2 separate regions of the Homo sapiens genome follow, and region 1 is linked to region 2. A link is a loop called in an ENCODE intact Hi-C map of the cell type or tissue named here. Cell type or tissue: heart right ventricle. All regions are shown on one strand. Each heading gives the region's core, and the rest is flanking DNA. Links, peaks and the distances in the headings are about the cores only. Region 1 has its middle 49 kb from the start of ADRB2. Region 2 holds the start of ADRB2 (adrenoceptor beta 2).

The links. Hi-C counts contacts between places; a loop is a spot of excess contacts. Peaks named below come from ENCODE experiments on the same cell type or tissue, not always from the same donor. Only the 100,000 strongest peaks of a DNase experiment are listed, where the experiment ranks them.
Region 1: a loop joins it to region 2, with 2.0 times the contacts of the local background. A loop is called at or near these places in 12 of 110 quality-filtered maps.

What each region holds. Positions count from the first base shown.
Region 1 is chr5:148,867,731-148,884,101 of GRCh38, forward strand. No RefSeq gene overlaps it. Among named protein-coding and RNA genes, the nearest start is that of ADRB2, 49 kb to the left of the region's middle. In heart right ventricle, for the core only: no CTCF peak of the experiment used is centred there; no DNase peak of the experiment used is centred there; H3K27ac peaks cover 2,226 bases.
Region 2 is chr5:148,811,582-148,827,952 of GRCh38, forward strand. ADRB2 (adrenoceptor beta 2) reads left to right here and starts at 15,030. Exons shown (of 1, transcript NM_000024.6): 1 at 15,030-16,371. The coding sequence starts at 15,251. RefSeq lists enhancers at 14,329-14,488, 15,345-15,930 and silencers at 14,759-15,068, 15,159-15,298. In heart right ventricle, for the core only: CTCF peaks have their summits at 9,405 (motif pointing right) and 9,609; no DNase peak of the experiment used is centred there.

The sequences.
Region 1 (16,371 bases), core at 4,714-9,713, 54 kb after region 2:
AATTAAGCTAATTCTCCACCTAAAAGGAACGTGGCTATTCACCTTCAGCAAATTACTCCACCTGGGAGTTTTGATGAGGTTGTCACACTGTACGATATTTTTAAGAGAAGTTAGAAATCTGGACTTTGGAGGGATAAAATTTTCCATTTTAAAATGTTTACTCTAAATTTAAATTACAAGATAATATTGTGGCATCCAACAGTGTATGAACTGAACAAAATGTGTGTGGGGCTGGTATAGCCCATGGGCTGCCATCTGTGAAATCTGATTTAAGACAGGCTTCCGGCTTGAGGCAGAGATCCTGGGAGACCTTTTGGAAGATAAAGCTTCCCCTTCATTCTCCTGAGATATTAGGCTCCAACATCTCTACATGTCAAACAACAGGCATGCGGTGGATGACCCGATGCCCTCTAGGCCTGAGATTCTGAGATCGCTAGTGTCCGAGGATGTCCAGTCTGGCCTTGATGGCATGAAGAGATCAGATGGGGAAGGCTTGAGGGTTGAGTGAGATGGCCAGGGAGGCCAGGCCTGGTGGTAGCCTCATATGCTGCAGCAGGGAGAAGCCTGTAGGTGTTTACCTGCTGTGGATAAACACAGGAGAAGTGTTGAGGCTAGCTAGAGATGAGAAGCAGGGTATCTGACCTGACTAGTTAAACACTTTACTAAGAACTACAGCTGAATCAAACCAAATCTGAATATGAGCCTGTGTGTGTGTGTGTGTATGTGTGTGTGTGTGTGTGTGTGTGTGTGTGTGTGTGTGTACCACCCACCTGAGCTGGGGCGATAGAGGAGAACGGGCCTGAGTGTGTATCTGCTTCATCTGCTTGCTTTTTCTCAAGTTCATTCCTGTGTGACAGAACTTTCTAATCTCTTGTACTCACAAAGCTACAGCTGATATTTCCAGAAACCTTCATAGCACCATTTCCACCACACCCCTCCTCACCACCTGAACCCTTACCCCCAGGTTTTCAGGGTCTGAATCTGCAGCCAGGCTTCTGGGTTCTAGAACCCAGAGTGGAGATATAGAGAATCCTATAAGCAAGCCTGAGTGTTAGAGCCTCCAGCAGGCTCAGACTCTCCTGCCAAAGGATGGCTGCTATTCCAGTGCCTGCATTGCAAAGATGGACAGGTCAATGCATGCCCAGCAGGGACAGAAGAAACACTGCCATTGTCCCAGCCGACTGATGCTGAGAAGGCAAGATCATTTTTCATCAAAGTGCCTGGTTAACCCAAAGTGAAAGTTTGGTTTCCTCTACCTTACTGGAATATTTGACTTTGAATCCACGTTTACTTTCTACCTCTGGGTAGATGTATCCTGTGACTCTGTGACAAATGATATTTACAAAAAGAGGTTTTCAAGATATTTTTAGCAATGGAACTCTTTCTTTAAAATGATATATTACACTAAACTCAACATATAAAATATGTTTTGTAATTGAGTGATTAACACATTTGAATCTTTATTAGTCCTGACTGTCTTGAGAAAAATACAACTCAAAATGGTCATATTACTCAGATGATGCCGGATGTCTGATCCTAAAGACATTTGAATCTTTATTCTTGGTGGTCAAGTCAATTTGAATCTTTATTCTTGGTGGTAAAGACTTTGTTATTTTCAAAATCTTACAAGGACCTAACAGGAAACTTTAGGATTCTTTGGAGTATGTTGTAAAAACCACTGATATAGTCCTCACTTTCTGAGGTATTGGGGTTCTAAGTGAGGAGAAGGCATACCTCTCATCTTTAACAATGTGAAATGAAGATGACAGAAGGGAATCACAGCATTTCATGGCATTTGACTGATAACATTCGAATAGGAGGTAAGTAACTTTGTATGTTGGAAAGAGAAAGAATCATACAGAAAAAAAGTCAGGGCCCTGTGTTCTAGTTCTGGCTCTAGAGAGTGTTGGCTCTAATCATTTGAGAATTGGCACTCACCATGTGCCACTGGAGAAGGCCCTTCTTGTCTGTGGATGCAGATTCTCCATTTGTAGGCATCATCTCACCTGAATGTCTAGGCTGCTGCTCAATGTGTTGGCCCAAAATGCTGCACTATCACAAAACTCTCCAGTTACATTCAGTGTGCCACAAAATAGACCGATCCTCTCTACACACCCAAATGTATGTATTGATACTAAGTTGTACAGAGTGATTCCATACAAAACAATGGAAATGAACCATTGGAAGGTTTCTAGTGGTTACATGAGGTACAGAAGAGTAGCAAATGTGGCCACAGTTACAAGTGCCAGCCTGGAGCCAGCCCTAGATTTTAGTCCTGACTGTATCAACTACTGGCTATGCGATCCCAGGCAAGCCACTTACCTTCTTGCCTTCTCCATAATAAAATGGAAACAGCATGGCACCAACCTCCCAGGTTGGTAAGTTAGCTGATTTACACAGCAACACGGGGAAGCCCTCAGGCTTTGATGGTGCCCAGACCTGGATTCAAATTCCTTTTCTTTCACAAATAAGCAAAGTACTTTGTAAACGTCAATTTTCTCATTTGTCAATAAGGATAATTATTAAATCAGTTAATATTTGTAAGACACTTGAGTTAGAACTGTACTTGTGATATAGTGAACACCCCTGCCCCGTGCCAAAAAAAACAAAAAAAAGGATGTGGCCAAGTGTAAAGAAACTTTGAAGGAAATAGTGCCAGTTATAGAAGAAGAAGAGCCCAGCTTGAGAATGAGGACTCAGCTTTCACTCTGGCTATGCCCCAAATCCTGGGTGACAACCAGGAGTGCTCTTGTCTTTCTGAGCCAAAGTCTCTCCATCTGTACAAGAAAGATGGTGCACTCCACAATCAGATTCTGATATTCTCTGGTTTTATGGTGGACTCTCACCTTCCAGTTACAGCACATGGAGGGATGTGGGAATCAGTGTCAAGCACCACAACCCAAATGTCTTTAGGATCAGACATCCAGCATCATCAGAGTAATATGACCATTTTGAGTTGTATTTTTCTCAAGACAGTTACAAAATTGACCTAGTAAATATAAGAGAATATTCTTCATATCCACAAAAAAAATGTGATCACTCCCATTTTTCTTGAACCACTGACAGCCTCAAATTTGGAGACACTATCAGAAGAGGGGGGACCCTGAAGTAAATGGAGCACTTAAGCCCCATCTGAAGATGGCATCTGTATTCAGCAATAGTTTATTGTTGCCAAAACAGAATGAAGGCCCAGTGCTACTAAATATCACAGATTTTCAAGAAAAGATGGAAATCAGATTTCTGGGTGTATGAAATCTTGGGGTCATTAAGAGACAGCACGTAATTCAAAATATTTTAAAGTTCATGGGTAGCATTTTGCCATTCAGGTATGACCAGTTGATGGGTAGCATTTTGCCATTTCAGGTATGACCAGTTCCTAAAACATATCAGCAGGGTTGCATGATGGGGTCCAATGTCCCCTACCTCCACCTCCCAAAAAGGAGGATCCACAGGCAAGTCCTTAGACCAAAGAGAATGCAGGATCTTCACTCCAGATCATGCATGCTCACCACAATTGGTAGGACCAGAGTGAGTATCTGACCCACAAACAGCTCTCCATGGCCACTGTTTTCAAACTTTAAGATCCATAGAAATCACTTGGGAATAAAATCATCTGGGGAGTTTGGGTAAGATGTCTCAGGAGCCACCCACGGGAATTCTGCTCCATCAAGTCTGAAGGGCGCCTCAGGAATCTGCCCAGATGGTTTCTCAGCCTCCCTTGGGGAAACTTATCTCAGGTCTAACCAGGGGCCAATGACTGTAGAAGTTCTGCCCTACGTGGAGACTCAGTGCTGGAGGGTGATCAGCTGAACCAATTGCTGCACTGAAGGGGAACAGACTGAAGAGTGCTGATTTGCCTCTTCTGGGGAGCATGGACAGAGACACACTCATGTTACTCACTTACTAGAAGTTTATTTTAAAAATTCACAGAGAAGTAAGGAAACCATCTGAGCTGCAGAAACCATCTGAGCTGCAGAGTCAAGCCCCATGGAGTACACGATATTGTTCCACCACTGGAACGTTTTTCACTCTTGTCTAATCTGTCCATAAGCCTTGGACTTCTGTGTTTCTGCCTCTTCTGATTATGAACACTATTCTTATGCCTTACCCTATCTTACTGCTCTCCAAGAGAAAAGGTCTGATTGGTTCAGCCAATCACCTGCCAGAGCACAGTGTTCCTATGGACAGAGCATCAACACCTCAGAGGCTGCTGACCAGCCCATAGCTAGTAGGCTTTGGGTTAAGTTATTCTGTATTGCATCAGCTGTGGCCAGGATTCCAAGGTCAGGTGATGCGAAACATCCCAAGCCGTGGGTCAGGAACCTCGCAGAGTAAGGCTAGAGGATGGTAGGCTCCTGGCATGGCCAACTGCTACGATATCGGGGTGAAGAAAGGTAACCAAAATAGCCAAAGAGAAAGAAGCCCCATGAATATGAAGAGACAAATGTCCCAATAGGAGCATGATACTTTGGCTGGTGACAGATGCTAGACATGGAGAACAGACCAGCCTAGTGGGTGAGTCTGCAGGTCCTGAGTTCTTATCCCAGCTCCACCATTCTCTGGCTGTGTGATCTTGGGTAAATTACTCGGCCTCTCTGAACTTGAGCTTCCCAGTCTTTCAACAAAAATGATTATAATGTCTCACAAAGGGGTTTTGAGAGTTAAATGAAATACTGAGGATAAAGTCTTTAGCACAAAGCCTGGAGTAAAATAAAAGACAATATTTAGTTTAAAAGAGAAAAAAAGAAACTTACAGTGAGTTTCTTTTCTCAGAATACAACCTTGGAGAAGAACAGAACAACATTGCAAGAGGAAACCCAAATTCTGCGGAAACATGAGCTATTGTTGTTATTCTCCAAGTACGTAAAGTAGATGTGGATTAAAGGTGGCATTTGGGGTGTTGGAGGCTGGAAGGAGAAAGAGCATGAGATCGGTAGGAAACCTGGACACGTGTCCCCACTCTGTCACTTTTGTAACTAACTCCGTAAGCAGCCAAAAACAGGGCCCTTCGTATGCCTGGGCTTCACTTTCCCCATTTATAAAATGAGGGGGTTGGGCCATCTGACCTCAGAGGGCCCATCTATCTCTGAAGCTCCAGAATCTCATAAGGATCAAGAATGGCAGAAGAAGAAGAATCAAAGATCTAGTAACTGACTCCAGATTCTAGAAGGGCTGGGTTTTTTTGCTTTGTCTTGTTTGGGGTAAATGCACTCTGAAAGGTAACTTTGGGCTGGAAAATCAGTCAGATTTGCTGGGATAAGAAGGTTCAGGTGGGACCCAAGGATGGTCTTCAAGAACATGGAGGGGATGTGCATCTGGAAGCAGGGTTAAGCTGGTTCTGTGTGATCTGAGGTTGGAAGGCAGACCCCATCCCATTTCAGAGATGACCAATCTGACAAGTAAAGGAGTCTTCCCCCCATGCTTCAGAATACATTCTCTAGCTTCATTCAGGTTTCTATTCAAATATCAGCTCCTCAGGTATCTACTCCTAACCCTCGCCCTAACTCAGTGCCTGTCTCTAATGCCAGTCGAAAATGCCACCTCTGTCACTCTCTAGGCCCTTACCTGCGTTTGCCTTTCACACTGCCCTACAGACCATCATATGATATCTGACTCGCTCCAGGGAATGTCAGCTCCACCAGAGCAGAGCACTTGTTTGCTTCAACTGCTGAATCTTCAGTTCTTAAAAAGGGCTTTGAACATAGCAGATTCTCCATAAATATTTGTGGACCTCTCCCCGCAAAAAAAAAAAAAAAAAAAAAAAAAAAAGAAGTCCTACAGTCAGTATAATATTCTCCTCTGTCCTGGTGAATAGAACCTGAAATTAAACACTTCATTTCTAATTGTAAAAATTCAGAACCCAACCTGTTGATGAGGAAAGAAAATGGAGGAGCAGACAATCGTCCCCTTATTACGGAAAAATTTCCCCTCTACACTTCCCCATGTGGAAGACCAGCAGGGGAACTGCCCTGGGCAGGGGAGACCATGTGAGGATCTGAGCTGAGAACAGGTGTTCTCATCTGCAGCAGATTGTAACCTGTGAATTATCTCCCCCTTTATTCTGGAGGCACTGTGCTGGCCTTGAATGGGGCTTTGAAGGCCTGAATATTCAGGAACTGTCCTGAAATTTCCCCTCTTCCGCATCCAGCAGGACTGCAACTTTCAGGAACTGTCAATTGTCTAGGGAATATAAACAAAAGAACAAAGGCAAAGTTGGCTCATTAGAAGAGAAGCAATCTCAGATTGAACTGAATATAAAACCCACTTGGAATTTAAACACCAGAGTGGTATGTGGGAGGAACAAGGTTACAAACTCTGGGGAGAGGTCCTGATAAACCAAAGCAATTCCATCCTGGTTCTCAGTCCCTGTTCATAAAAATTTCACAGAAGGGGGACAAGTCTCCAGAGCTTGAGCTTCTGGCATAGCAACCCCGCTGCCAGTTGCCTCTGTTTGCTTTGAGATATCAGAAGGGAGACTCCAGGCAAGCTGGCTTTGATTTGTCTAAATATAGTCTCTTTTCTGAGAGTACAGTGAATCAAGCAAGGGGTCCTGGGGCCAGCATGGTGTTTGGCATTTTTACTTTATGGGCTGCATGACGTTTGGCACATTCCTTCCCCTCTGCAGGCCTCAATTTCTCCCTCCATTGAGAAAGAAATCCAGGCAGCATTTGAGCTCCTTTTTCTCTATTCCTTCAAACCTTATTGTCCACAGCCTCCAAGGCTTCAGTGTATTTTCCTGACCTGTCCTTTTCATCCTCTACACTTGCTTTTCTGTTTGCAGAGAAACTGTTCCTGGCTTAATGTGGAATTGAACCCCAGAATGCAGAACAGCTCTGAGTCTCAGTCATAGACACCCAGGAGGACTCTCACTGCTGGTCAGACAAGTGCCTGGACTTTGGGTCGCCATTCCTCTCTCTTTTGACACCACTGCCTGTTTCACCAAGTTCCCCCCATGGCATATGACAGCATGATGCCCCAAGGGAGAAAAGCTGTCAAGAAGGGCCCTGAGTCTTTGGCATTGGGCTAGAAGGTGGCGCTCTCCTAGCATATGACTCAGGCTACAAGGGGATGCTTGCCTGCTGAGCACTGTCAGTTTCCTTGCTTAGAAAATGGAAATAAGAAGAATCCTGTCCATCTCAGAGGACTTTATGGGAATCAGATGAGAAAAGAGGTTCTGGGGAAAACTTCGATTTGCTATTTAGATCCTTGAGTCCAAGACTCTCAGCCACTGCTTTGACCTCCTACCTCTCCGGCATGCTATCTCTTCACTTCACCCACCCTGGTAGCCTCTCCAGCAATAACAGAGCAGCTCACAGCATGGGCTCTGGAGTCAGGCTGCTGGGTGTTTCCCACTGGCTCTAATCTTACCAGCTGTGTGACCTTAGGCATGTTAACTCACCTCTCTGATCTTCAGTTGTCTCATCTGAAAGTGGGGATAAAACAGAACCTACCTCAAGGGTTGCTGTGAGATAATGTATGAAATGCACCTGGCACAGCACCTACAATACATTCATTCCTGCTGCTATTAGTGTTACTTCTTTGAAGATCCACAGCCTGTTATCACTAATAGGATCAGTGGGAGACTGAATATAACTAATGTGACTAGTAGGCGTCCTGAACACTGGCAGCTCTCTTGAGGTGTGGTCCACAGAACTTTGGCAGTCCTCCAGATCCTTTCAAGAGGTCCACAATGCCAAAATTATTTTCAGAGTCATACTACTTGGCGTTTTTCACTGTGTTGACATTTGCACTGATGGTGCAAAAGCAATGATGTGCAACTGTGCAAGTGGTCATTGTATTCTTTACCACTATGCATGCCCAGAGATGGGGGGAAACCCAGTTTCACTTAACAATGTCTTTTATTAAGCAGTAAATATTGTTATTTTTATTAAATTTTGACCCCATTTTTACTTGAAAGAATGACTAACAGACAAACTATGATTATTCAGATGTGGGCATGTAGCAGACATTTCCACAGAAATGAATGAGGTAAGCCTGTCGCTTCAAGAAAAATCACTACCAATATTTGTTGCTAATGATAAAATTCAAGCTTACAAGTAAATTTTAGAAAGCTTATGTCTGCCACCGCAAACTTGTCAGTTTCCCAATACTTGAAGATTTTGCATATAAGATTTATAGTAATATTAATTAATGTGATTTTTTTGTATTATAGAATGAAATGTGTCAACATTTGGAAGACCTGCGTAACTAATATTTTCCCTATGATTAATGTATGATGTTACAAAATCATGCAGGGGTAAAAGATCCTTTGAAAGTGTAAGTTGGACCAATGGATTATATGTAATCAACTAAGGAAAAGTTCATTGATAAGGTTCCAGATTTTGCATTGAAACTAACCTTTCAGAAACTGCCACAAGTTTTTGTGTAATATCAAAGAAGAATATCCATGACTACCTGAGATGGCCATTAAAATATTCCCCCTTTTTCCAACTATGCCTCTGAGTGAGGTCAGATTTTATTTATATACTTCAACAAAACATCACATTGTAATAGATTAAATGAAGAATCAGATGAGAATCAAGCTATCCTCTATTAAGCCAGATGTTGAAGAGATAAGCAAACATAAAATAATGCCATTTTCTGAATATATTTTTTTAATTTTGAAACATTTTCATAAGGAAATGTCAATTATGTTCCCATGTCATGGGTGTATTTTTGTTACTTTCATATGAATTAAAGCGATAACTTTAAATTTTATGTTTTAACTTCTTATTTGGTAAATATCACTAGATGGAATCTACATGAATGAAATCTATGTGTAGTTCTCAATCATCTTTTTAAGAGGGTAAAGAGGTCTAAGACCAAGAAGCTTTAGAACCACTGCTGTAAATGTTTGAGAGAGAGATGGAGAGCAAAAGAGGGTAAAGAGAAGTTCCCGTGCTAAGCATAGGAAGTGACAGGCCTGTTGTGTGCTCTGTTCCTCAGCTCACACCAGGAACACTCTGGAGTTCCCTGTCCAACACAGAGCCCCACATCTTAGCAGGGATACTGACAAACTGAACATTATTCCAAAAAGGGTAACTGGAGGATAAAAATTATGTCCCCGGAGGAACAATGGAAATAAGTAGATAAACACCCTGAGGCCGGGCGCGGTAGCTAACGCCTGTAATCCCAGCACTTTGGGAGGCCAAGGCAGGCAGATCACTTGGGGTCAGGAGTCCCAGACCAGCCTGATCAACATGGAGAAACCCTATCTCTACTAAAAAATACAAAAATTAGCCAGGGGTGATGGCATGCACCTGTAATCCCAGATACTAGGGAGGCTGAGGCAGCAGAATCGCTTAAACCTGGGAGGCGGAGGTTGATGTGAGCCAATATCATGCCACTGCACTCCAGTCTGGGTGACAGAGTGAGACTCTGTCTCAAAAAATAAATAAGTAGGCCTGGCGCAGTGGCTCATGCCTGTAATCCCAGCACTTTGGAAGGCTGAGGTGGGCGGAGCACGAGGTCAGGAGATCGAGACCATCCTGGCTAACACAGTGAAACCCCATCTCTACTAAAAATACAAAATGTTAGCTGGGTGTGGTGGTGGGTGCCTGTAATCCCAGCTATTCGGGAGGCTGAAGCAGGAAAATCGCTTGTACATGGGAGGTGGAGGTTGCAGTGAGCCGAGATCACGCCACTGCACTCCAGGCTGGGCAACAGAGCAAGACTCTGTCTCAAATAAATAAATAAATAAATGAAAATAAATAAATAGGCACATATGTACCATGGAATACTATGTAGCCATAAAAAAAGAATAAGTTGATGTCCTTTGCAGGGACACGAATGAAGCCGGAAATCATCATTCTCAGCAAACTAACAGAGGAACAGAAAACCAAACACCGCATGCTCTCACTCATAAGTGGGAGTTGAACAGTGAGAACACATGGACACAGGAAGAGGAACATCACACACCAGGGCCTGTCGGGGAGTGAGCGGAAAGGGGAAGGAGAGCATTAGGACAAATACCTAATGCATTTGGGGCTTAAAACTTAGATGATGGGTTTATAGGTGCAGCAAACCACCATGGCACATGTATACCTATGTAACAAACCTGTATGTTCTGCACATGTATCCCAGAAATTAAGGTAAAATTTAAAAATAAATAAATAAATAAACTTACTCTGGGAACAAAAAGGCAAAACTAAAAATAAAATAAAATTTATAGAACTATAAGAGCTTCTTCAAATCTTTGAAAGGCTGTCAGAAAAATGTTGACCAAAGGGTTGTATAAGAATGGCCTCAAATATATATTTTGGTACACCAATATTTTTTCTTCTGTTTTCACCTCTGTCATTCTCTAATGATTCTCCCCGCTCTAAAATGTTGTTTCTAGTCTCTTCTCATTCCCTTCTCTTTTTCTCTTTCTTTTTCTAGCTTGCTTTCTTTTTCTCTCTCTGACCCCTTTCTCTCCTTCCCTTCCTTTCATTAAATTTCTTCCTTAATTATCCACAATATATAATAAATACATTTTTTTCAAAAAGTTTTGTTTCTTTTTTTTCTTAAAAAGGTGTGAGTAGGAGGAGAATGAGGAAGAAGAGGAGGGAGGAAGAGGGGAGGGCCCAGGGGGAGGAGATGGGGGAAAAGAGAATAAAGGGGAGGGAGAGGAAGAATAAACAATAATGATCTTTTTTTGTTCCCCCTCTGTAACCTGATGTATTTAATAAGACAAAAGTGTGAATGATGGTGGTTCCCAGGGCAGGAGCAAGAGCATTTCCTCCCAGCATGGAGAGCAGGAGGGTGAGTAAGGCTGAGCCTTGGGCTTTGGGTGTTATTTATCTCAGGTTCATTAGAGAGAAAGAAAAAGTCACAAAACAGTGAGTGTGGATGTTTTACAGACAATGTGAGGCAAATAGAATAGAGAATTTTAAAATATTTTTAAAAGACTTGTAACAAGATTCCTCTTCTAGGAAAGGAGCTTAAGGAAATAATCTAATATATAGGCATAAAACTATGCACAAGAATGGCTGTCACAGTATTAATTAAAATAATGAAGAACTGACATACCCTAAGTGTACAACAATAAATGATTAAATTATTTCTGAGATACAAATATAAATTAAGACTATTAAGCAATCAATAAAAATAATTAATAGAGAAATAAATAATGGCATGGGGAAATACAAGATAATGTTGAAATTTAAAAAATAATGAAGATACCAAATTAAATATATGTAGTAATTTAGTCAATATATTTTTATTGAGCTGCTACTTGCACTATAGCAGATATTGGACATTTAGTATTGTGCATAATCCCTGCCTTTATACAGTTTAAATTCAAATAAAAAATATAGTTTTTAAATAATTAATTAGACAAATAATTAGTTGCATGCCTTTTGCTCCCTGTTTCAATAAATAGACATGAATTTGTAAAAAGCTATAAGGAATGATAAAATATTAATGCTGGATTTTTAGATGGTAAAGCTGTAGGTGCTTGATATATTCCTTGTAAGTTACATATTTTCCAAATTTCCTAGAATAAGAATATATTACTTTTAAAATCATCTTAAATGTCAATGATACTTAAGAAAAAATATCTAAGGAACACACTCTTGCAATTAATTTCTAACCTTCAGCCTCCCTTCCTTTCTCCTTTACATCATTAGACACCAATGACACCTTCTGCCTCTATGACCTACCTAGAAAACCAAAACAGGCAATGGCCTTCATTATTTTTGAAAAAAGTGCTAGACAAACAGAGTTTGAGGTGTCAGGTATGCAACAAGGCAAAAGACTGCCCCTTTTCTTATGGAATTCAAAATGTGAAGATAGGAACAGACGGGTAACCAGTGCAACTGTTACTGGGCACTGTGCTGAGCACTCCATGTGCCTCATCTCATTTACTCTTCACTGCAAACTATAGAATAGATTCTGGGTTTAGACCCATTTTACAGATGAGGAAACTGAGGCTCACTGAAGTTAAATAATACCTTGCAGGTGGCAGAGCTGGAATTCAGATTCCCATGGCCTGACTCCAAAGCCCAAGCCCTAAGTAAATCATGAGGAAGAAGACAGAGCTGTGAGTTAAGCTGTTCAAGGTCCCGCAAGGGAGAGGACCTAGCCCAGACCTAAGTATGAGGGGAATCTTCCTGGAAGAAGCAACCTGTACCTGAGACCTCAAGGGTTGCAGACAAGGGCCTGTGGACTGATTCTGGAAAATGAAAGCTCAGTAGGACTAGCATGTGGAATACTGCAGGGGATTAGGGGGAAGGCAGAAATGAGGCCACAGAATAAGCAAAGAACAAATCATATAGGTCCTTGAAAACTCAGTTAGGACATTCCATCTTTATCCTCAAAAATGTTGGGAATCACTAAAGTGTTTTAAGCAGGAAAACATCAGGGTCAGTTTTCCACTTACAAAATATAATTCTGGCAACTTGGAGAATAATTTGGATGAATCAAGACTGAAGGCCAAGAGGCCAATTAGGAGGCTATAGTCATCAATCAGTAGAAAGATGATGGTGGCCCAAAGCAGGATAGAGGCAACAAGGAGAGAGATAGGATGTCTGGTCCCAGAGGTATTTTGGAAGTAAAGTTGGCAGATGTAGAGGAGGTGAGACAAAGGCAGAAATAGGATGCCAAGATGTTTCTCTAATAGTGTGCCAATCAAAGTGCCAGTCGTTGAGAAAGGGGACATGGGAGGAGGCTGCCATTCTGTGGAGCAAAATCAGTTCACTTTAGGACAAGCTGGATTTGAATCACCATTGTGACATTTAGTTGGCAATGCCCAGTAAGAAGGCAGATATAAGAGTCTGAAGCTCAGGAGAAGGAGCTGGGCTAGCAGTCCATCTATCTAATGGTTGAGCCTTGGAAATGGATGAAATTCCCTTGAGAAAGGTGTGTATGAGAAGAAAAGAAGGCTTATGATCAAATCTGAAAAACACCAGCATGTAAAGTCGGGGGAAAAAATAAGTCAAAACAAACAAACAAACAACAACAACAACAAAGAAACAGGAAATGAGCAGCTGCCAGGAAGGTAGAAAAAAAAATGCCTACAGAGGACAAGCGTGGTGTCATGGAAGCTGCAAAGAAAATTTTTCTGGAAGGCAGAAGTGGTCAGCAAGCAAAGAAATGTTAAAAGGATTTAGAAACAAGGAAGTTGTCAGTCACCTTTGGGAAGCCAGCTTCAGTTGCAAAGTGAGGGTAGAAGCCAGACTGGAGGGTAGCTGTCCAGCAGGAAAGTAGGTGGGAAGAAGTGGAGATAGCACATGCAAGCACCTGGAAGCATGGCTGGAAAGGCAAGGAGAAAGAGGGAGCAATAGCTGGTGGCGAAACTGGACTAAATATTGGTTCCTTCCCACTTCACAGTTATCATGATTTGATAGATGAACTAGACCAATTTCTCTTTGCATGAACTAAAATTGATAAGTGGCATTACTATCAATCAGGAACCACTGAGCTTCTAAATCACCTGATTTCTCTAGGAAGATACCAAAAATAAAGATCATGTACAACCTCACAACATTTGATTTAGATTCAAGAAAGCTGCAATTAACCCTTTGATTCTATGTAATCATAAAATTTTATTATTATTTTGATTATAATAACATCAGCTAACATTTGTGGATCACTCACTATATGCCATGAACTGTTCTAAAGGCTATGCATATAACTAGTTTGATCCTCACAACACCATGAGATAAATCATTATCGCCATTTTACAGATGCAGAAATTGAGAGAGAGTTGAAGTAACTGGTTCACAATCACAATCGCATGGCAAGCAAGTATTGGAGTCAGGATTCCTTAAGGGTGCTTCTCCCTGACTTATCCCAGGGACAGGGGAGAAAAAAAATTGAAAGGGTCCGGGGCAGAAAAGATGAAATAATTCTGAGGTTGCCAGAACACTTCCATTCTAGAAAAGTCCTGGCATGAAAGGAGAACAAACTGGTCTGTAGGTACTCTCAGCTACTTTTCCCTAGTGGGTCTGGGGCAGACAATGGTATTTCCTGAGCCAAATGCTCTAGGCCTTGCTGGCACCAACCACTTAAATATGTTCTTTGAAATTCTAGTTGTCTGAAGGCTGGAGCACAGAGGTGAGCTGAATATCCTAAAAGGACTACTGAAGAGTGGAAAGCACAAAGTCCTTCTTGTAAATGGTCATCCCAGCTTGATTCCATATCTGCACAGCTTTCTACCATTTGTTGAGGGCCTATATACCATTAAGTCATTTTGTCTTCATGACAAGCCTAAGGGAGGCAAGCCTAGGGAGGAGCTGTGAACCCTGGATCTTTACACACCTTCTCCTCTCTTTTTGAAACATTCTTTCTCCTCTCCATTTTTCTTATGTGATTGGTTGGCATCTGGCTTATCATTCCCTATTTCTTGTTTTACTGGGTTAAAGGGAAGGAGAGTCGTAAGAATCTTAAAAATATATTTTTATTTGGTTTTGAACTAAATGAGATAATGATCTATGTCTCTTCTTAGGAGGAAGAAACACCAATATTAACCCTTCACCAGCTGCCTGGACGCATCAGAAATACTCAAGGATAAGCGACACCCAGGTTTATGAACCTTGTATTGGTCAGATTCAGTCAGGGTAGATTTGTTATGATTGTTATGAAATAAGAGAGTTGTAATATGAATTAAACGCTATGCAATTATGGCAGAAACTAGGAAAGTGAAATTCTGAAAGTGGTATTTAAAGGATCAGGAAAGGATTCATAGTAAATCTGAAAAGTCAAAAGTCAAGCACATACAGCAACACAAGTGGGCTCATAAAGGGGAAGTGCAGGAGATGTCTGTGGGAAATCATTGCCTCTCAGAGGCAACTGCTCTGGGTGTTGCAGATGAGATGATGGGCCTGGAGCTGCTGTTTGTAAAGAGGAAGAACTGGAAGTGCTGGAAGCTACCAGGTACTGCTATGCCTGTCACTCCATCTGATCACATGACCTTCAGAGTGATAACGGCTGCTGCTTCACCTCTGCCTTCCAAATCTTATGCAAGTCTCTCTCTTTGTACAACTCTGGCTTGAGACGATAAAGGAAACCATACCTAGTTTCTGATTAAACCAAGCTGACACAGTAAAATCCAATTTATCCAATTGGTAAATCTCCTTTACCAATGAGAAGTAAAAGACAAACTAAAGTAAGGGTTGACTAACATGAGCAGGGATGTCTGACTAACATGAGATGGGATGTCAACTTAGAGTCACCTTGCCTTTTCTTACACCTCCTGCATGCCCAGTGTGTCAGCACATTTTCTAACACTGTACCATTATCTCCACAATGGCATGCGCATGTATCCCCTCTTCTCCCCATGGTCATTAACCCTGTTCAGATTCTCCTCACCTCTCATCTTGAAGACTGAGTGTCTTTCGAGTCCTCCACTCACCCTGCTCTCTCTGGCCTCTTCATCTTTTGTGCTTGATCTTTCTTCTGCCTGGAATGCTCTTCCCTCCTTTATACTTGAGGTCTTAGTTTAAAGATCACTGTATTTTGGAAGCATTTTGGATCTCTCAAAAAATCTGAGTTAGATACCACACTGATTTGCTTCTCTATTCTAGTACTTATTACATTTTAGGTCTTATTTAATTGTCTGTGTTCCTCTCCATTCCCACCAACTAGGGCCTGACACATAGGGGTTCAATAATTGTCAAGTGATTGACAGAATGAATGAATGGATGGATGAGTGAAAAAGTCTCTCCATTTCCAGTGTGTATTCTCTCTAATATCTTCTACATTCTACACTGAAATTGTCTTTTTGAAAGCCTGGACTTCTTCAGTGGCTTGTCATTGCCAGTGGATAAAATGCAGACTTTTCATCTGTGCATTCAAGAACTACCACATATAGTCTCAGCCTACCATTTCTTTTTTTTTTTTTTTTTAGATGGAGCCTTTCTCTGCTGCCCAGGCTGGAGTGCAGTGGCATGGTCTCGGTTCACTGCAACCTCTGCCTGTTGGGTGCAAGAGATTCTCCTGCCTCAGCCTCCTGAGTAGCTGGGATTACAGGCACCCACCACCACACCCAGCTAATTTTTGTATTTTTAGTAGAGATGGAGTTTCACCATGTTGGCCAGGCTGGTCTCGAACTCCTGACCTCATGATCCACCCGCTTCGGCCTCCCAAAGTACTGGGATTTCAGGCATGAGCCACCGCACCCAGCCCCAGCGTACCTTTTCTAAACGTCTCCCAGGATTCTTCCATAAGTATCCTCTATACTTTAACCAAACTTATCAATAAATTGTTCCCTGAAGAAGAGTAATTATTTGCAATAATAATTCAAAAAAACAACTTTTATTTATTGAGCATACACTATATGTTAGTCATTGTAGTATATATTTTATCTATTTTATCTTACTGAATTATTACAATAATCTTGTGAGGCTTTCATCTCTTACCCTTATTTTAAAGATGAGAAAACCAAAGTTC
Region 2 (16,371 bases), core at 7,351-12,350:
TTTGTTTGGTTTGTTTCTTTTATTCATCATAGATTTGCTTGTAAATAGATAATGCACGATGAACATTCCTCTCTACTAATGAAAATCATTTCATGTTGGAGTCAACATTTTCAAACGTTTTAAGGAGTTTGTTGAGGTCTGCAAAAGCTTCTGCCTAAACCCATCACTGTGAATATCCTTGGGGGCTTTTCTTTTTTTCTCCTGTAGTTTCCTTTCCTCTTGCTATGCATTTCTGTTCTGGTTCCAGTAACTCGTCATTAGTCAATTCCTCAGTGACCACATCTGTGACCTCCTCAATATCATCCTCCTCCACATCCAGCTTAAAGTTGTTTGCCATTTCAACTAAAGCCTTGTGAATATTTTTTTTTGCAACATCCTCATCCTTAGCAATGTTTTGAAGTCATGGACAAATGTCTTCAATATCTCTTCCCAGATAGCATTTACACACTCCTTGGTGACTTCACCCCCAACTTAACCAAGGTTGTTGATGCTGCCATAGATGTTGTAATCCTTCCAGAATTGCACCAGTGTGTTTAAAAAGGATCTTTCTTATTTGCAGCAATAGCCTAGGCAAAGGTCCTCCTCAGGTAGTAATCAGGCCTTAAAAGCTGCTATAACTCTTTGATCCATTAGTTGGAACAAAGGGGTGGTGCTTGGAGAGAGAGACAACAGTGTGACGTTGAATGAAGATAACCAAAAAAAGAAGGATGTGCAGGAGCATTATCAAAAATAAGCAAAACCTTGAAAGCATATTATTCCCCAAACAGTACTTCTCCATTTCACTGGCAAAGTTTAAGGAGGACATCTTGGAAGAGGAGCTGGATCATTCATAACTTATTATTCCTGTAGTACACTGCAGTGTGTGCTTACTGATATGCTTGAAGGCCCTGGGGTTTTCACTGTGCCAGATCACAGAGGATTTCAATTTGTAGCCTGAAACATAGCCCCCAGGCAGGGCTGTTCCTTTTTTTTTTTTTTTTTTAGACGGAGTCTCGCTCTGTCGCCCGGGCTGGAGTGCAATGGCGCCATCTCCGCTCACTGCAAGCTCTGCCTCCCGGGTTCACCCATTCTCCTGCCTCAGCCTCCCGAGTAGCTGGGACTACAGGCGCCCGCCACCACGCCCGGCTAATTTTTTGTATTTTTAGTAGAGGCGGGGTTTCACCGTGTTAGCCAGGATGGTCTCGATCTCCTGACCTCGTGATCCGCCCGCCTCGGCCTCCCAAAGTGCTGGGATTACAGGCGTGAGCCACCTCGCCCGGCCAGGGCTGTTCCTTTTAAGGAAAAGCCTTGAAACTTGGCATTGACTTGGCATCCTTTTGGACGAAGGTCCTTTCAGGCATGTTTCCAGAACAGAGAAATTTCATCCATATTTGCTCTGGCAAGTAATTTTGCTCCACAATCAACTTATTAAGAGTTTCCAAAAATTATTCAGTTGCCTTCGCTTCAGCACTCACAGATTCACCACTCGCTTTCACATTATGTAATACGTAAGAATTCTTGAATTGTTTAAGCCAAACTTGTCCAACCTGCTGCCCGTGGGCCACCTGCAACCCAGGAAGGGCTTGAATGTGGCCCAATACAAACTTGTAAACTTTCTTAAAACATTATGAGATTTTTTGCGATTTTTTTTTTAGCTCATCAGCTACCGTTAGTGTTAGTGTATTGTATGTGTGGCCCAAGACAATCCTCCTTCCAGTGTGGCCCAAGACAATTCTTCTTCCAATATGGGAAGCCAAAAGATTGGACACCCCTCATTTAAGCCATCCATAACTAGCAGTAAGTTGAACACCATGGTTGGAGTGAGCCTTTTATTTCCATATCTCAAATAAGATTGCAGCATTGGTGGAATGGGACACGCCTGACTGGCAAGTGAAAACCAAGACTGATTTTCCACCTCTGTGGCCCCTAGTCGCTTTTAATTTTGTTTCCAGGTCAATCCTTCAACATGGCCTCTTACTGACAATACTAACAGTGGGTTTTGTACACTTAGGGGCCATGATGAACAAAACAACATGAGATTAAATCAAGATCAAGAGAAAATTAAGCAATTAAGAGACATGTAAAATAAGACGTGTGAGGCTGCTGCCAATATAACAAGACATATTGTTCTGCAATAAACTTTTTCTTCATAGGGAGTACACTCTAAAATAATGATTAAAATACAGTGTGGTAAACATGAGTTTTTATTATCACTATCAAGTATTATGCATGGTACATAATTTTATGTGCTATACTTTTATAGACTGGTAGTGCAGTTGGTTTGTTTACACCAGCATCACCACAAATGGGTGAATAATGCATTGTGCTATAACAGTATGATGTCTATGATGTCACTAGGTGATAGGGAATTTTTTTTTTTTTTTTTTTTGAGAAGGAGTCTCGCTCTGTCACCCAGGCTGGAGTCCAGTGGCACGATCTCTGCTTACTGCAAGCTCTGCCTCCCAGGTTCACACCATTCTCCTGCCTCAGCCTCCCAAGTAGCTGGGACTGCAGGTGCCCGCCACCACACCTGGCTAATTTTTTGTATTTTTTTTTAGTAGAGACGGGGTTTCACTGTGTTAGCCAGGATGGTCTCGATCTCCTGACCTCGTGATCCACCCACCTTGGCCTCCCAAAGTGCTGGGATTACAGGCGTGAGCCACCGCGCCTGGCCAGTGATAGGGATTTTTTAGCTCCATTATAATCTTATGGGAACACCATAGTATATGAGGTCCAGTTGACTGAAACATCATTATGTAGGGCATGACAGTAGCTGAAATCGTACAGTTTGTCACCTTTTCAGATTGGTTTCATTCAGTTTGTGATATACATTAAGGTTCCTCCATGTCTTTTCATGTCTTGATAGCACATTTCTTTTTAGTGCTGAGTGGGATTCCATTGTCTGGCTGTACCACAGTTTATTAATCCATTCACCTACTGAAGGGCATCTTGCTTGCTTCCAAGTTTTGGCAAGTATGAATAAACCATTCTGCTGCTATAAACATTCATACTGCTATAAACATCCATTTTTGCATAATAATCTATAGTATGTCAATACATTAATTTATTTAGGCATGCTCCTTTGACATACATTTAGGTTAGTTCCAGTTTTTGGTTTTTCTTGTTGTTATGTCAAACAATATTGCAATGAACATCCTTTATGTATATTCTTTATGTATTTGTGTGCATGCACCTGAAAGAGAAATTCCTAGCATTGGAATTGTTGAGTCAAAGGGTATGTGCACTACAAATTTTGATGGAACACTAATAAGGTCTACCAGTGTCTGTTTCCAACTTTAAGTTTTTATAAGATATTAAATTTGCCGGTATTCTATATTTAAAAACAGAAAATTTTCTTGTTGTTTGTGGATTTTGCATGTTGATCCATTCATTCCTTTTCATCCTTCACTGCCCAGACAACCACTCCATGAGCTCACACAGCTTGTCACACACCCTTCCCTGTGTCTCCTGGATGCTCCACTTGTCTGAGGTCTGTCCTATATTTTCTAGTAATAACAATCACAAATCCCTATAGGAACGCAGCTTTTCTCCTGCAGTCAGTCCCGAAGTCTTACACACATTTGTCCATTTGATTCTCACCACCAGTCTGGGAGCTGGCAGGAGAGGAGTATAAATTTGCTTTACAAATGAGGAAACAAAGCCCTGACACACAGCACAGACCCATGGGTGCAGCATCATGTCCCTCCCCTCACCAAATTTGCTTCTTCTCATCCACTTGCTTGGCACAGGGCTGCTGAGAACATCTCTGTGAAATAGCCTCATTTATCTAATTGTTGGCTGTTTCCCAGATTAAAGCTTTCCAAGGCCTTTCCACCCCCCTTCATGATTTGTCTTGAGCCTCAACTCCTCCCCTCAGTATTCAGGGGCTTTAAAAATATCTGGCCCAACTCACTATTACTGTTATTTTACTGTTCTCCTCCTCACATACCTGGTGCCCTAGGTCTCCTGGAACACTTGCTGTTTCTCAAGCATAGTTCAAAGGTTTCCACTTCTGTGCCTCAGTTCATGCTGCTCCTTCTCCCTGGCATTCCCTCCTTCCATGCCCTACTACCAAAATCACAGGCATCCTTCAAGCTCTGCTCAACAGCCACCAGCAGAATGAAACTTTTTATGATGTCTCTTCATCTTCCCTGACAGCACTAACAAGACTAGCTGTCTATTGAGTGAAGATCCCCTTTTTATACCTCTTTTGTAGCCTTTATCACACATCCTGTCCATCATTACCCTTTTTATCTTTGCCATCTTACTGTAAATCTTTGAAAAGTAGTACCACATGGAACTGCTAACCATGCCCCCATGAGCTTACAAGAGGACCTAGAAATAGGGGCTTAGCAGTGTTTCAAAACTCTCATACATATATTTTTCCAACATAGCAAAAATTGAATCATTTTCTATAAGCTTATATGCAATTTACTTTTTAATTTTAATTATAAAGCAAGGACAACTTCCTGAGTCAGTGCATTTAGATCTATTTAATTCTTTTTAATAACTGCACATCACAATATCTGAGTTTCTACTAATTTATTAGCCATTTCCTCTTCCTGAACAATTAATTTTCCTTAATCTTTCTTTATTACAATCAAAACTGAAACAATATCTTCACATACACACCTGACATTTACGGAACTAATTTCCAGCAATGAAAGTTTTAGGTGAAAAGATACATACATTTTACACTTTAATAAGTTTTGCCAAATCGGTGTCCAAACAACAGTGCCAATTTATTTTATTTTATTTTTTTGCAACCCCATTCATCTCTTGGCTGAAGATTCTTTGTTATCCAATGTTCACCTGCTCTTCTTGGAAGGCTTCTCCATGCCTCCTCCCCAGTGTTTACATGGGGAGATAGGGTACTAAATTAATCCTCTGTTGCCCATAAATTCAAGTTCCTAGCCATTTCCTCTTTCTGAACAATTAATTTTCCTTAATCTTTATTGCAACTAAAATTGAAACAATATCTTTACATACACACCTGACATTTAAGGAACTAAGAAACTCAAGTTCCTACCTCAATCATAGAATTTACTATGTTACGTGGAAGTCAAGTTTATGTGCTAATCTCCACTACTAGCCTGTGAGTTTCTTACAGGCAAGGACCCTGCCTCTTTGTTCATTTTTTTATATGTTGTAGCCCTTTACACAGTACTTTAGGAAGTTTAGGTTATTGTGTGTGTGTGAGTGTGTGTGTGTGTGAGTGTGTGTGTATTGGGAGTGGGGATTTGTGCAGGAAATGAGGAAAGAAGGAAAGTGCTGTGAATGGAGGAAGGGGCACAAGCAAAGCCCAGAGACTCACGGCCAATGATATCTAAGCCCTAACATCCTCCCTCTCTTTTTAGAAATTGTGACCAGGGTAGTTGGCCCTAAATCTTGATCATTTGGCATTTTTCCCATAAGTGATAGGAAACTGCTGCCTCTTTGCTCCAGCAGTCTGGTAAAACTCAGCTGTGAGACCCTGACAACCAGGGAACTTCCTTTTCAGCAGCCTGAGCATGCAGGCTTGATTGAGCTTGGACTATTGCATCTGAATCTTGTGTTAGTGGTGCAGAGTGAGACTTTTGTTTAGACAGAGCTGGGTTCCTTCTCTTCCTATTATCTACTATGTAACCTGAGGCAGGCTGCTTAATTTCTTTAAACTTCAGTTTTGTCATCTGTAAAATAGGAATAACTGTCTATTTTGAAAACTGTACAGAAATAAGAATAAAAGCAGGGAATATGTACGTAAGGGGCCAAGCCCAGCTCCTGGTATATAATAACGCATGATAAACAAAAAACAGGCTTATTGTTTTTCAGAACCCTTAACCACCACCAATTAACTATGATGTGCCAGGCACTGATCTTAAAGATCACTCGATTTGACTTTATCACTTTACAGATGAGGAAATTGAGTCCCAGAGAGAGGCAGTCACACAGCAGGTGAGAAGGCCAGGACAAGACTCTCCTTTCTCCAGGCCCAGGGCATGTTCCACCACCTCATAGCGATTAGACTTAGCCGGGGTACCTTGACCTTCTCTCCTTGACCCAGTGAGATTTCTCCCTCTGTGCCTCTCAAGAGAAGGCACTGCTTTGGAGAGAGGCTGCCCTGTTTCCTTTCCTTCCTCTGTCCTTCAGCCATCATCTGTTTTATCTCTTCCCATTGTTTCCCCTTCAGCCCTGCTCCTTGACCTCCTCTTCTGTGGCAGGTGCTGCTTGATCTCCACAACCATTTCACTTCTTCTTTCCTCCAGGGCCTAAAAAATACTGTGCAATTCCCTTTCTTAAGCTCTAGCACTGGGCAGTTTGCACTTAGATGCAAGAAGTTGTAGGTACTATCTCTTCCCCGTGGAAGGTTTCCTGAGTGCCACAGCCAACAGAGCTCCCCTAGGTTTCATATCAATAATTAATTGAGCACTGAGTATGGGCCACATCAGTCCTAACTACTTTACAGACCTTAACTCATTTGATCTTCATAACAACTTCATGAGGTTGTGAGATAATATCAACAGCCCCAATTTACAGATAAGGAAAGTGAGACACAGAAAGGTTAAGTGACTTGTTTAGGATTTTATAACTAAGACTTGGAGAAAGGAGGAAACCAAGCAGTAGGCTCCAGAGCTGCTCCTAGGATCAGGCAACACTGGGTCTTTGCCTTTGCTTCTTCCCTTCTCTGAGCTGTTTCTCCCACTCCCTGACTGTTTTCTTTTGGGAGCTTTCCTTCCTCAATCACTTGCATACAAATCATCTCAAGGCAGCTGCTAGAGAATCAAACATTTGGACATCCCTCCAAATCCACCCCAAATGTTACCACTGTTCATAGGTTAATATATAAAAGGATTTTTTTCCTCTTAGATCAATTTATTTATTCATTCGAAGAACTGCCCTTAGAGAAACTAGTGTAATTTCCAGAAATTGGGGTTGTCCCAGGAAATCCAAGATGATGATAATGATGATGATGGTAATAATGATAAATAATTTTTTTTGAAACAGCATGCTAAGTTCCTTAAATGCATTATTTCATTTAACGTTCCAAAACATCCTCTGAGAGTGCTGCTATTCAGGCAGTGCTTCCACCATAATCGTGACCACCCACAGACACATCACTTCAGTTTCTCATCTCCTAATCATTATGATATTTTTAACTTCCATTTTGATGTCCAACCAAAACCTCAAATTCAGTATGGTAATATCTGAATTCATTGCCCCTTCCTGTCCTACAGCCACACTCAGTCCACTGCTCTCCTTGCACCCTGCTTGGTAATGGCCTCCTCCACTCTCTTGACTCATTCCCCCTTACCCCCCAGCCAATCCCAGTTATGCTGATTCGTTTTTTGTCATGACTTTTGGTTCTCTCCCTTCCTTTTCAAATCTAGTGTTTTATATATTCCGTCTATTTCTTCCAACTATCCAAGGCATTTTACCCTCGAGCCCTCTGAGGCCCAGAAGCCTAAAGCATATTGCCTGAAGCACACAGCTGATCAAGGACAGTGTCATCATTGGAACCCACATTCCTTCCTCTGGCTCCAAAGCCCATGCTCTTTCTATCACTGAAGTGTATCCCATTAGCACAAGTCCAGGACTGAGATACCTGCAGGTGTAATCAGAAATTATTTTAAATAATTTAGTAACAGTACTTTAAATAACAGTGTACTACTTAGGAGTTATTCCCTTTTCAATTTTCTTTCAACCTTTTAAAATAAATGGAGAAAGTCCCATCTGATGCTAGAATACTAACGGTATTGCAAATCTTCCTTTTCAATAAAAAGAGAGCAGGCCTAAGGCTCAGAACTTTGGCAAGCAACAAAATCTAGCTAGCATTTACTAACATTGTTTTGTCTTCATGGTTACTTTCTATTTATGGCAAATGACACGAGTTTTCCACGTGTGGTAATGGCAGTCATATAAAATTTTCTTTAAAAATAAATGCATTGAGTTTTAAAAATGAGTCAATAATTTTAAAAATCATAAAAGTTTTAAAAGTGAGTCAATAATTTAGAAAACTGTAGAACACCTGCTGTTCAGAATAGCATAAATCACAAAGATGAAATGTGAATAGCTGAAATATGGAGGATAAAAAAACATAATCAAGTTGTTGTGTAGGATATTGGCAATTTTTGCTTGTCAGCTCCATGGTACTTCTTCCGAATCAAAAATTTATCTCCTCAGTGGCCCTCAAAGCACTTTCTTCCCACTATAGGCTTGTTCAGTTTAGAGTAGACAGGCCCTTGGATGTTACCAAGCCCAACTTCCTATTTCATAAATGAAGATTGAGAAACAAGGCAACTTGCTTAAGGTTACAATAGAATATGAGAGCTGTTTTGGGACTAACACCTAGGTCTCCTAATCCCCCATCCATGCCCTCTCCACTGAACCAAACCGCTTCCATCATATATATATATATATATATATATATACACACACACACATATATATATTATATATATACATATATACATATATATTATATATACACATATATATTATATATACATACATATATTATATATATACATATATATTATATATACATACATATATTATATATACACATATATATTATATATACATACATATATAATATATATATTATATATAATATATATATAAAAATATATAGTATATATAATATATATATAAGATATATATATTATATATATGTGTGTGTGTATGTACATACATGTATATCTGAATGTGTGTGTGTGTGTGTATATATATATATATATATATACATTCACCATCACACAGTGTTCATTCCCATACCTGAAGGAGACTCAAGCAATTCCTCTCAGATTCAGCAAAAGAAGATTCAGTTAAGCACTATACCCTAAGGCATCCATTGCATTGTATGTAGTGACTTAATTTCTCTCTTATGTCCCTAGGAGGGTAAGAGATATGTCCCAGCTTTGGGAAAAATAATTTTCTGTAGGGCTTAATTCTCTTGCAAAATCCCAATTTGAGAAAAGCTGCTAGAGTGTAACCTCTTTGAATACTGATTCTTTTCAGACGAAGGAGTCTTTTGAACGGCCAACTGAAGTCTCCTCTGCTTTAATTTAATGCCGTCTCCTTTTGTTCAGTGCTTCTAAGATGTGGAGAATTTATTAGTATGTCTCATAAAACTCTAGTGTAGCAGGAAATTAAATTCATCTGGTATAATCAGCTGTTTGGAAAGATTTGCTGGTTGCTCTGCTCTAAGTTATGGTTGCCAAGGTGATTGCAAATTGATTGTTTGATGACTTGTTCTAGCATCTTTCCAGGTACTGATGTTAAGTTTAGACATAGACAAACCTAAGCAGGAATAAAAGAGGCCTACCATGATGGTAAAAGGGACTCTAGAACCAAGGGAACAAGGAATGTTTAACCTGAAGAGGTTTTGTTTGCTAAGGAGAACTTTAAGGGATTCTCCCAAAAGCTAGGACAGAGAAGAGACTTGTTTTCGGTGGCCTCAAGGGGGCAGACTTAAGATCCATGGGTAGAAGTGAGAAAATGGATTTCAGTTCAATACTGGGATAGCTAGAGAAATATGCACCTGCAAAAGGGGCTGGTAAGCTTGCTCTCTCTAAAAATACCTCTGAGTTTTGGTGGGTGCATTGTGTAAGAAGCTGACTAGATTGTGAGATGCTTCATTCAAAAAACGCTGACATCCCATCTAGCTATATTACTCAATGATAATAGTAACTTACAGAATCATTCTTCTTTCTAAAGAACCAAGTTTTGTCTGTTTTTTCAATTATTTTTTCACAGCAATCCAAATTAAAGGTAAATTAGCAATTATCCATGTTCAAAGGATCCTATCATACATTTCATACATGCGATTAGATAGGACCAATATGCATTCTATATCTATTTTTTGATTCAAAAATAAGATACTAACAGTAAGGTTTTTCTTCTACGGCAGTATGCTAAGCACTTGACATGCATTTAATCTCATTTAATGTAAATTTAATGGGATAATGCTGTACAGAGACATTTTTAAAGACAAGCATTTTAAACTATTGTTTGAAAAGAAATCTACAGATGTTTCTGTGCTCCAGGATCATACACAAGAAAGGACTCTTGTCTAAGCCAAGACCCAGTATAAGATTTTCCTAAGCATCCAGCTATTGGTGTGAGGGCATGCTCTGGCACCATGGAAGCTTACTCCTATTCAGACATTCATTAGGTAAATCCAGATATGAGGTTTTATTCCTGTTTGACAGGCTGGGAACGACAAATCAGTGTCTTAAGGGATTGACAAAATATGTAATTAGATGCTATCAATCACCATAAAAGAGCCTGCTTTTTCTTACATCAGATAAAGGTGCGTTTAGTCTACTAAGAACTTTCCAGTTCAAATGAAGCATTAACTCTCTAAGGTCATGTGAACAGTAAGCAGTGCTACTCGAACTCCTCTGCTGGGAAATAAAATAACAGCATTAGGCAGGGAAAACTTGTGAGGCCATGAGCAGACCTGGACTCCTAATTTTCCTTAACACTTTGGCCTGGACACTTCTTGTTTTTTCACTTCAGTAACCTCATTTGCAAACTTGGGGGAAATAAATTAACTGATATATTAAGCTCTTTCCCAGTCTAACTTTCTCTAAACCTAAAATCACAAAAGGAGGTCAGGAGAAAAGACTCTTAGTTAGCTGACTACATCTTGACATTTCTACCAGCTTGGTGAAGCAGCAGGGAAAGAGCGTGCATCCATTCGTCAAGGCTGGAGGGCAAAGGCCCAGAACTTCCTAATTGATATAAGCAGATTCTCCTTTTTTTATTATTATTATGCTTTAAGTTCTAGGATACATGTGCAGAACGTGCAGGTCTGTTACATAGGTATACATGTGCCATGGTGGTTTGCTGCACCCATCAACCTGTCATCTACTTTAAGTATTTCTCCTAATGCTATCCCTCCCCTAGGCCCCCACCCCCAAACAGGCCCTGGTGTATGATGTTCCTCTCCCTGTGTCCATGTGTTCTCATTGTTCAACTCCCACTTATGAGTGAGAACATGAGGTGTTTGGTTTTCTGTTCCTGTGTTAGTTTGCTGAGAATGATGGTTTCCAGCTTCATCCATGCCCCTGCAAAAGACATGAAGTCATCCTTTTTTATGGCTGCACAGTATTCCATGGTGTATATGTGCCACATTTTCTTTATCAAGTCTATTCTTGATGGGCATTTGGGTTGGTTCCAAGTCTTTGCTATTGTGAACAGTGCTGCAATAAACATACATGTCCATGTGTCTTTATAGTAGAATGATTTATAATCCTTAGGGTATATACCAGGTAATGGGATTGCTGGGTCAAATGGTATTTCTTGTTCTAGATCCTTGAGGGATTGCCACACTGTCTTCCACAATGTTTGAACTAATTTACATTCCTACCAACAGTGTAAAAGTGTTCCTATTTCTCCACATCCTTTCCAGCATCTGTTGTTTCCTGACTTCCTGTTTTTTTTTTGAGACGGAGTCTCACTGTGTCACCCCGGATGGAGTGCAGTGGCACAATCTCGGCTCACTGCAACCTCCACCTCCCAGGTTCAAGCGATTCTCCTGTTTCAGCCCCCAGAGTAGGTCAGACTACAGGCATGCCACAACTTCTGGCTAATTTTTGTATTTTTATTAGAGACGAAGTTTCACCATGTTGGTCAGGCTGCTCTCGAAGTCCTGACCTCAGGTGATCCACCCACCTCAGCCTCCCAAAGTGCTAGGATTACAGGCATGAGCCACTGCGCCCGGTCTGTTTCCTGATGTGTTAATGATCGCCATTGTATCTGGTGTGAGATGGTATTTCATTGTGGTTTTGATTTGCATTTCACTAATAACCAGTGCTGATGATCTTTTCTTCATATGTTTGTTGGCTGCATTAATGTCTTCTTTTGAGAAGTGTCTGTTCATATCCTTTGCCCACTTTTTCATGGGGCTGTTTGTTTTTTCTTGTAAATTTGTTTAAGTTCTTTGTAGATTCTGGATATTAGCCCTTTGTCAGATGGATAGATTGCAAAATTTTTCCCCCTTTCTGTAGGTTGCCTGTTCACCCTGATGATAGTTTATTTTGCTGTGCAGAAACTCTTTAGTTTAATTAGATCCCATTTGTCAATTTTGGCTTTTGTTGCCATTGCTTTTGATGTTTTAGTCATGAAGTCTTTGCCCATGCCTATGTCCTGGATGTTATTGCCTAGATTTTCTTCTAGGGTTTTTATGGTTTTAGGTCTTACGTTTAAGTCTTTAATTCATCTTGAGTTAATTCTTGTATAAGGTGTAAGGAAGGGGTCCAGTTTCAGTTTTCTGCATATGGCTAGCCAGTCCTTCTTGATTTAGTATTTGTGGGTTTTAAAAAAGGAGTTTCCCAAAATATTCAGTTAAACTTTTAAGTGACTTACGTGTATATCTAAATACATGATCAGTTAATATTTGTCTTAAAGGGGTTTTCTTTGTTCTTTTCTTATTATAGGAAGGTTAAACAATATGCTTATTTATGCCATAGCTTCACAAACAGGAAGGAGGTTTTAAATGGTTTAGTTCCACAATTTGAGTAGATGCATATTTAAAGAAACGTTGTTGCATAATAAATACTGCCTCTTCCTAAAATGCATCATGCCACAGCCAATTTTGGAAAACACAAATATGAGGTGAGTGTATTTTGAAAACTATGTGAATATAATAGATCTTTAATTCATATTTGTGGATTTTATGGGAAATACTTGTTTTCTAAGGCATCTGTCTTGCAAAAAGTCAGTTTCTGCTATGAAGGATGTTAAAGGGGATATGTAGGTTAAATTCTGTTTCTGAGCTTTGCTTCCAGAGTAAACACCCAACTTACTTTTGCCCTAAAGTATTTTATTGTTCTAGTAGAGAAGACTAACAACATATTCTAAACCACTAAGTAATTTATGTAAACTTCGCTTACAAACTACACTTGTGTGACACTTATATGAGCAAAAGCATTTTCATATTTCTTACTATATCATTCAATTCTTGCTTACCCCAATGGAAGTGACTTTATGCCCCTTTAGAGACAATGGAAATCAGGTACTTCGTGATTTCTCTTAAAAAAAAAAAAAATGAACTAGAAAGCTCCAAGTTTGGTGAATCTGGAACCTGGGTATTCCAGTTCCAGTTGTAGCCCTTCCTCCCTATCCATCACTCCTGTCTGCATGTAATTATGCAATACATTGAAAAGATTAAAAGATGGGTCTTGGACTCAGGCAGACCTGGGTCAAATCCAGATTCTGGCACTGCCCAGCCATTGCCCCTGGGCAAGCCATTTTCCTCTTTGAACCTCATTTGTGAATTAAGCTAAAAATAGTCCCCACCCCCATGGGACTGTGGGAAGGATTAAATAGAATAATGCATGAAAAGCAAATAGCAGAATGGTCCATAAATGTTAACCATTGTTATGTTATTATGTAATCTACAAAGTACGTTTAGTTACACTTCATGAAATACTTTCAGTTTTTCAAAGACACCACTAATACATGGGAAATCAAACCCTGAAAATTAATTTCACTTTAGCAGTAAAGTCACATGCCAGATGGAAAGGATAGTATTTCATGAACAAAGATCTTACTTTTGAGATTTGGTCTTACTTTTTTCTTTTTCTTAAGGGAGAATTATCTTGTGTTTTTTGTTTTGTTTTGTTTTGAGATGGAGTCTTGTTCTGTCACCCAGGCTGGAGCGCAGTGACGTGATCTCGGCTCACTGCAACCTTCACCTCCCGGGTTCAAGAGATTCTCCTGTCTCAGCCTCCCGAGTAGCTGGGACTACAGGTACGTGCCACCACACCTGGCTAATTTTTGTATTTTTAGTAGAGACAAGAGTTACACCATATTGGCCAGGATCTTTTGCTTTCTATAGCTTCAAAATGTTCTTAATGTTAAGACATTCTTAATACTCTGAACCATATGAATTTGCCATTTTGGTAAGTCACAGACGCCAGATGGTGGCAATTTCACATGGCACAACCCGAAAGATTAACAAACTATCCAGCAGATGAAAGGATTTTTTTTAGTTTCATTGGGTTTACTGAAGAAATTGTTTGAATTCTCATTGCATCTCCAGTTCAACAGATAATGAGTGAGTGATGCCACACTCTCAAGAGTTAAAAACAAAACAACAAAAAAATTAAAACAAAAGCACACAACTTTCTCTCTCTGTCCCAAAATACATACTTGCATACCCCCGCTCCAGATAAAATCCAAAGGGTAAAACTGTCTTCATGCCTGCAAATTCCTAAGGAGGGCACCTAAAGTACTTGACAGCGAGTGTGCTGAGGAAATCAGCAGCTGTTGAAGTCACCTCCTGTGCTCTTGCCAAATGTTTGAAAGGGAATACACTGGGTTACCGGGTGTATGTTGGGAGGGGAGCATTATCAGTGCTCGGGTGAGGCAAGTTCGGAGTACCCAGATGGAGACATCCGTGTCTGTGTCGCTCTGGATGCCTCCAAGCCAGCGTGTGTTTACTTTCTGTGTGTGTCACCATGTCTTTGTGCTTCTGGGTGCTTCTGTGTTTGTTTCTGGCCGCGTTTCTGTGTTGGACAGGGGTGACTTTGTGCCGGATGGCTTCTGTGTGAGAGCGCGCGCGAGTGTGCATGTCGGTGAGCTGGGAGGGTGTGTCTCAGTGTCTATGGCTGTGGTTCGGTATAAGTCTGAGCATGTCTGCCAGGGTGTATTTGTGCCTGTATGTGCGTGCCTCGGTGGGCACTCTCGTTTCCTTCCGAATGTGGGGCAGTGCCGGTGTGCTGCCCTCTGCCTTGAGACCTCAAGCCGCGCAGGCGCCCAGGGCAGGCAGGTAGCGGCCACAGAAGAGCCAAAAGCTCCCGGGTTGGCTGGTAAGGACACCACCTCCAGCTTTAGCCCTCTGGGGCCAGCCAGGGTAGCCGGGAAGCAGTGGTGGCCCGCCCTCCAGGGAGCAGTTGGGCCCCGCCCGGGCCAGCCCCAGGAGAAGGAGGGCGAGGGGAGGGGAGGGAAAGGGGAGGAGTGCCTCGCCCCTTCGCGGCTGCCGGCGTGCCATTGGCCGAAAGTTCCCGTACGTCACGGCGAGGGCAGTTCCCCTAAAGTCCTGTGCACATAACGGGCAGAACGCACTGCGAAGCGGCTTCTTCAGAGCACGGGCTGGAACTGGCAGGCACCGCGAGCCCCTAGCACCCGACAAGCTGAGTGTGCAGGACGAGTCCCCACCACACCCACACCACAGCCGCTGAATGAGGCTTCCAGGCGTCCGCTCGCGGCCCGCAGAGCCCCGCCGTGGGTCCGCCCGCTGAGGCGCCCCCAGCCAGTGCGCTCACCTGCCAGACTGCGCGCCATGGGGCAACCCGGGAACGGCAGCGCCTTCTTGCTGGCACCCAATGGAAGCCATGCGCCGGACCACGACGTCACGCAGGAAAGGGACGAGGTGTGGGTGGTGGGCATGGGCATCGTCATGTCTCTCATCGTCCTGGCCATCGTGTTTGGCAATGTGCTGGTCATCACAGCCATTGCCAAGTTCGAGCGTCTGCAGACGGTCACCAACTACTTCATCACTTCACTGGCCTGTGCTGATCTGGTCATGGGCCTGGCAGTGGTGCCCTTTGGGGCCGCCCATATTCTTATGAAAATGTGGACTTTTGGCAACTTCTGGTGCGAGTTTTGGACTTCCATTGATGTGCTGTGCGTCACGGCCAGCATTGAGACCCTGTGCGTGATCGCAGTGGATCGCTACTTTGCCATTACTTCACCTTTCAAGTACCAGAGCCTGCTGACCAAGAATAAGGCCCGGGTGATCATTCTGATGGTGTGGATTGTGTCAGGCCTTACCTCCTTCTTGCCCATTCAGATGCACTGGTACCGGGCCACCCACCAGGAAGCCATCAACTGCTATGCCAATGAGACCTGCTGTGACTTCTTCACGAACCAAGCCTATGCCATTGCCTCTTCCATCGTGTCCTTCTACGTTCCCCTGGTGATCATGGTCTTCGTCTACTCCAGGGTCTTTCAGGAGGCCAAAAGGCAGCTCCAGAAGATTGACAAATCTGAGGGCCGCTTCCATGTCCAGAACCTTAGCCAGGTGGAGCAGGATGGGCGGACGGGGCATGGACTCCGCAGATCTTCCAAGTTCTGCTTGAAGGAGCACAAAGCCCTCAAGACGTTAGGCATCATCATGGGCACTTTCACCCTCTGCTGGCTGCCCTTCTTCATCGTTAACATTGTGCATGTGATCCAGGATAACCTCATCCGTAAGGAAGTTTACATCCTCCTAAATTGGATAGGCTATGTCAATTCTGGTTTCAATCCCCTTATCTACTGCCGGAGCCCAGATTTCAGGATTGCCTTCCAGGAGCTTCTGTGCCTGCGCAGGTCTTCTTTGAAGGCCTATGGGAATGGCTACTCCAGCAACGGCAACACAGGGGAGCAGAGTGGATATCACGTGGAACAGGAGAAAGAAAA